Regions from separate parts of the Mus musculus genome. Here region 2 is linked to region 1. Evidence: chromatin loops called from intact Hi-C (ENCODE). Cell type or tissue: left cerebral cortex. All regions are shown on one strand. Each heading gives the region's core, and the rest is flanking DNA. Links, peaks and the distances in the headings are about the cores only. Region 1 has its middle 120 kb from the start of Olfm3. Region 2 has its middle 52 kb from the start of Olfm3.

What was found. Peaks named below come from ENCODE experiments on the same cell type or tissue, not always from the same donor. Only the 100,000 strongest peaks of a DNase experiment are listed, where the experiment ranks them.
Region 2: a loop joins it to region 1, with 3.0 times the contacts of the local background. A loop is called at or near these places in 3 of 42 quality-filtered maps.

What each region holds. Positions count from the first base shown.
Region 1 is chr3:114,961,586-114,964,507 of GRCm38, reverse strand. It overlaps a transcript of Olfm3 not described here. Among named protein-coding and RNA genes, the nearest start is that of Olfm3, 120 kb to the left of the region's middle. In left cerebral cortex, for the core only: a CTCF peak has its summit at 1,634 (motif pointing right); a DNase peak (open chromatin) is centred at 2,003.
Region 2 is chr3:115,027,044-115,029,965 of GRCm38, reverse strand. It overlaps a transcript of Olfm3 not described here. Among named protein-coding and RNA genes, the nearest start is that of Olfm3, 52 kb to the left of the region's middle. In left cerebral cortex, for the core only: no CTCF peak of the experiment used is centred there; DNase peaks (open chromatin) are centred at 1,142 and 1,686; H3K27ac peaks cover 1,140 bases.

The DNA.
Region 1 (2,922 bases), core at 272-2,771:
CTGCTCTTGAAGAGGACAGGGTTCAGCTCTCAGCACCCACATGCGATCTCACAACTGTCTCTAACTCCATTTCCGGGCAATCTGACATATTTTGGCCTCTGCAAGCACTACATATTGTACATTCACACATGCAGACAGACACTCATACATATAAACAATTTCTAAATCGTAGGTAAATGGCTTTTGTATAATTTCAAAGTTAACGTTATCATTCTTTTGGAATTTATAAACATTTCATACCACTCTTCACCTAACCATTTTTTTTAAACTTCAAGACTTCTTTTAAACATCTCCTCTATTTTCATAGAAAGACACTTGTCTCTGCTCTTTCTTCCTAGCCACACCTCTATAGAGAAACTTCAGTATATAATCACTACCAATTGGAATTGTCCCACCCAGATCAGCTTCCAATCATTATTCAGGGCCTACTGCCCCTGCTTCTCCCAACTGATATCACAGGCTGCCTCACTTGCTACCCTTCATCGGGTCTAGCAAATGTGGGCAAGCTGATTTGCTTTTCCAAAATAGACATTCTTATCTTTTGTTTCCTGTCCTTTGTTCTTCTCTAGTCTCTTCTGGGAAGGCTGTATCTCAGATAAATGAAGACTCACTTTTCCCTCTTTACATCTCAAATCTCTAATTTCTTACCATGGGTATCTCGTGACATCCCAACAGATAAACAATATCTGGCCTTTCTTGGTTGTATTATCTTTTGACAAGTAGGGCGTATAGCACAGGTAGTACACATCATATACTTTGTTCCCTTCCTTGTTTGTTTCTCTCAACTATTATGTAAACTCTTGATGGAGACATGATTTTATAAGCTTCCTTTCCTGCTAGCCTCTGATCCTTTTAACTTCTGTTTGTCACTTGGTAATTACTAATTAAAATTGCACAAATAAACACATATATTTTCCTCCTCTCCAAAACTCTTCAATGAATTGTGTTTCCCTAGTATGTGCATGTCTTTATCATAGCTCGAATTCCCAAGTAAGGTATAACATTAGGTTTCTAATTTCACTGAATCCGTTTTACATTTATTGCCTTGTTAACTAAAATAATTTTTGGCACACTGTATATTTTTAAAAAGCCAATAGACATCAAAAGAGATCTTTAATTTTCTTTACATTTGTATGTACATGTTGTATGTATTTGTATACGTGTGAATGCACAGTATATGCATTGGGTTCCTAGGACAATTTACAGATGCTACATGTAGGTTCTCCAGTTGAATGTTGATCATCAGGCTTGGCAGCAAGTGCCTTTACCTACTGAATCACCTTAGAGTCTCTTAAGACCTTTTTTTGTTTGGGGGATTTTGTTGTTTCATTTTTTCAGGACTGATTTTCTCTGTATAGCTCTTGGCTGTCCTGTAACTTATTCTTTAAACCATGCTGGCCATGACCTTAGCGATTTGCCTGCCTCTTCCTCCTGATTGCTGAGAAGAAAGGTTACATCACCATGTTTCTTTTAAGAGTGTGTTTCTAAGTAAGTTATCACTGGGAATCCATTAGCCTTATTTCCCTGAAGCAAATGTGTCCTTAGATAACCATTAACATTCCTCCTGACCTACTTTTGTTTGCCTTCATTCTGGCTTCTAATGGCCTACTATGTTACTCTGACTTCCCTGACCACTAGGTGGTGACTTTCTGTTATCTATTCCCATAATTTTCCTGAGTATAAGTGTTTCTTTATGATGTGCACCCAGAACATGTTATCTATATTAAAGAAAGGAGATTTGGCCGTCTAGGGCTAAAGATTCCTGGGGTCTTTGCTGCTTTCCTCATTCATTGTCTCGGCTTGGAAGTTGCTCCCCAGTACAGAATTAGAAGGTTGTTTTAGTAGTCCCATTCTCTCAGATTTTCTGTTGCCTTTTGTCAAAGCTCTGGTAACAGGTTCCCCTGAGGCTCAAAGGAATTGGAGTGTCTCTAGCAAGTATTCACCTAAAGCATGCTCCCACACTGAGAATCCACACGTGGGCCAGGAACCATCCCAGATGGCTCATCTCTCTATCTAGGATGAATTTCCTGCCCACCTGGAGGTTTTGTGGAGAGACTGGTACTGGAAAGAGGGGGTGGTTCTGTTTTGTTCCACACTCCTAATTTCACTGCCTCATTCTGGAAAATTTCAGAAATGCTTAACCGATTCTTTAGAAATCAAAATATTTCAAATAGCATTTAGAACTACATTCCAAAGAGAAAGCCTTCAGTTTACATATCAAACCTTTGGTACCTTTTGTGACAACCAAGTTAATGATATGTTGCTTATTTGTGTGTGTGCCTGTTTGTGTGTGTGTGTGTGTGTGTGTGTGTGCATTCAGTGTGTGTGTGCATGTCTGTTTACATTCCTTACAAACTAAAATTGTGTGAAGGAATGATTTCATATGGGGAAGTGAATGGCTACATGAAAAATTTAGGAGGTTGGATGTTGTTCTTCATTCAAGTGTTCACTCAAACATATGTGTGCATTGCTTATTAGTGATAAGGTATGTTGCATGTGAGAGCTGAAAATTTACAATCTGTGTAGTGCCTAAATCCAAAACATACATTTTGGAAGATTTCTTGTTATTCTTGAATGTCCTTAATGAATAGGATGACACTAGTCATATTATCTGGGACAGTCGATAGGGATGGAAAAACTCACAGGATATTAGCGATTATATTGTGGAAAGGTTTGTGTGTGGTGCAGTACATGTTGTTTCAGGAGAAAAAACATCAGAGGAAAGCAAGACTGCGATCTGTGAATAGAAGGTTTATAAAGTAGACTGAGGAAAATGGCTTTCCTTAAGACATAGAGAGCTTCTGAAGGGAGGTCTTCAGGTGAAACTAAAACAGAGATCTTAGAGTTGCTGTTTGCTTCATATTGGTGCTTAACTTGTTTCATATATTTGGATGATCAAATTTCATGGTGACATATTATCAT
Region 2 (2,922 bases), core at 208-2,707, 66 kb before region 1:
GGTGGTTGTGAGCCAACATGTGGTTGCTGGGATTTGAACTCCGGACCTCCGGAAGAGCAGTCGGCGCTCTTAACTGCTGAGCCATCTCTCTAGCTCCTACAGACATCTTTAAGATGACTAACAATGTGATCAATAACATCTAAGGCCAACAGCTGAGAAGTTTTTGAAGGAAGAACATCAAACTAATAGGCTATTGCAACATTTCCAGCTTGAACTAGAATAATATAAGAGTAAGTGACAAATGGTTTGTATGTTAGAAGAGCATAATGATTTGAAGACATGAGAAACAGGCTATTGTGGGAGCAGGTGGAAGGAAAGATGTTAAAGATAAGTTGTACATCTCAACTGAGAGGATAGTGATAGCTATCAAAAATGGAATGTACTATGCAGGATGACTTGTGTTTTTTGATTTATTTGGAAGTGTTAATGATAAAGTAGGAAGGTACAATATCCTTTATTTTAAGCTTAGAAATTCTGGAGTTAGAAATTCTGGAGTGATATAGTAATTAGTGCATGATTTTAATGAAAGAAGAATCAAAGTGTTCAATATGAATAAAATTATCAGTTACTAGAGGGAAGATAGAACTAAATTAAAGCCATCTTTGACCAGAAATGAACTACCCAGTACCCCAGAGCTCACATCTCTAGCTGCATATGTAGCAGAAGAGGAGAGGCCCTTGGTCTTATTAAGATTATATACCCCAGTACACGAGAATGCCTGGGCCAGGAATTGGGAGTGGGTGGGTTGGGGAGCAGGGCAGGGGGAGGGTTTAGGGGACTTTCGGGATAGCATTTGAAATGTAAATGAAGAAAATATCTAATTTAAAAAAAAAAAGAAAGAAAGATTCAAAGAGGAAGAGAAGCCAGTGCTGTCAGTGGTCAGAAGTGTTTATATAGAAGAGAGGTAAATGAGGTGGGTTCTATGACAATAAGTGTGTAGTTGGTAAGTGGGATGGCATTGGCAGATTGAGACAAAAACTTCTGGATAATATAGGAGACTGTTTTCAATACAACCACCACCAATTCTATTTTATATAATAAGCCCCGACTGAGCTTTGACTATATGGCTTAAATTTGAGAAGCAGGAAATTCTGAGAAACTGGAGGCATCATGAGATGATCTGTTTCTACAAGTTTGGCAGCAACACAGATAGGACAGATGGTGTGGAAGCTTGAAATAAGTAGACTCAAAGAGAGGAAATGAATAAATTGAGAATTTGTCACCCAAAAGTAAAGGGACTATGAAAGGGAGGGTGTTGTTGTTGAAAATATAAATGAAACTAAAAAGAATATGGAAATAATTTAGATTAGGCAGGGCCAAAACCACTATTAAAAGAGAAATGTTTCCAAGAAATCATCAGCTATCCTACACACAAGAGAAAGGGAAGCTCCAGGAAAAATCAGCCTGTTAAGGAAACACCAGTTGGTTGATTCTAATTGTAGTAATCAATGAAAAAAATACTGTTTGTTTAAGCTCTATTACTTGCCAGGACCAAGCTTAGTGATTTACGTGTACTAAGTCATTTAAAGTTTTGAATGGATTTGTGGAGTGAGCATAGTAAGTGATCCTACTCTAAATGAAGAAAATTGAATCTTTGGGGAATGGAACTTGTTCAAGTTTCCAGTCAGAGTCAATTCTCAGAAACCAGCCTATTTTGGGTTTCATGATTCATGCTGTAGGATCCCATGCGAGGTGTATATTATGGAGATTTAACCACAATTGGTCTATGGACTTAGCACAGTCTGGGGAGAGAGAGAGTCTCTTAGCCACAGTGGTGATTCACTTGAAATTTGACTTCTGAAGGCATGTGTCTACTGCATTCCTGTAACTTCCAACAGAAGCCAGTTAAGAAGATGCTGGGGAATGCTAAGGGGTATAAGACTAATATTTTAGGAGAACATAGTAGAGGAAAAGTCTAATGTGAAAGTAGGGATTCATTTGAAATGGCTGACAGCAGAGTTCAATCTGGAAAGGAAAAGAAAGGATGCTTATAAAGAACGACGAAATGAAGGCACAGAGAACAAACACAGCCAGAGCTTCATAAGAATAACTCAGAGTTCTTAGGCACAAGAATATAAGGAAATATACTATAAGGGGAGTCATGGCTTCCAAAATAGGTGTCCTTGTGATAAGTAGGTCATATACCAAGGTTAATTAATCCTAGCTCAGCCTGGCAGAAAGGGTTGAATGTGACTGAAATAGACTGAAGGTGGGGTCACTTCCCTGACGGAGTGGAGGAGAAGGAGCATGAAGCCAAAGTGACCAGAGTTCCAGCCAGGGTGCCAGGTTAGTGATGAGCAGATGATGTTGGATTTCGATTTTATGTAATGTAGTTTTCTGTTGTGACTTCAGATGTTGTTTGTGATTTGTGATACCGAAGGACTGCTTGGTTTTGACACTTACTCTTTACTTTTTGCATATTTAAGGAAGAAGTTTAGAATAAAAAATACAATGAGCTTTCACAATTACACTAAGAAGAGAACTAGACATGCGGAAATTATATGTTCAAGAAAAAAATATTTGGGTCCAAGTATAAAGTCACAGGTGTGCACTATGATAAAGCCGGGCCGTGAAAAAAAACTGTTGCTTTTAACTTTTAATGAGTATATTTATTATAATGAACTACTACTTTGAACTTAATATTAACATCCTCTGTAGCTCCGATTTTAGGTAATTTTCTAAAGAAATTTTGTCTCAGAAAGTATAAAAAGACCACAGGGAAAAAAAAAACAAAGTTGATGGTTGAATAGTTCGGCTTGGGGAGCTTTCCCCAATTCTCCCATCACTCCATCCAAATGCATCTACTTGCTTGTCTATATGTTTGTGTGTAGGTATATGTGTATGTATATAAGCATGCATGAATACTTGTGGAGTTGATTGTGACAGACAGTAAAGTTCAGTCAGAATGTTGGTGTATGGATG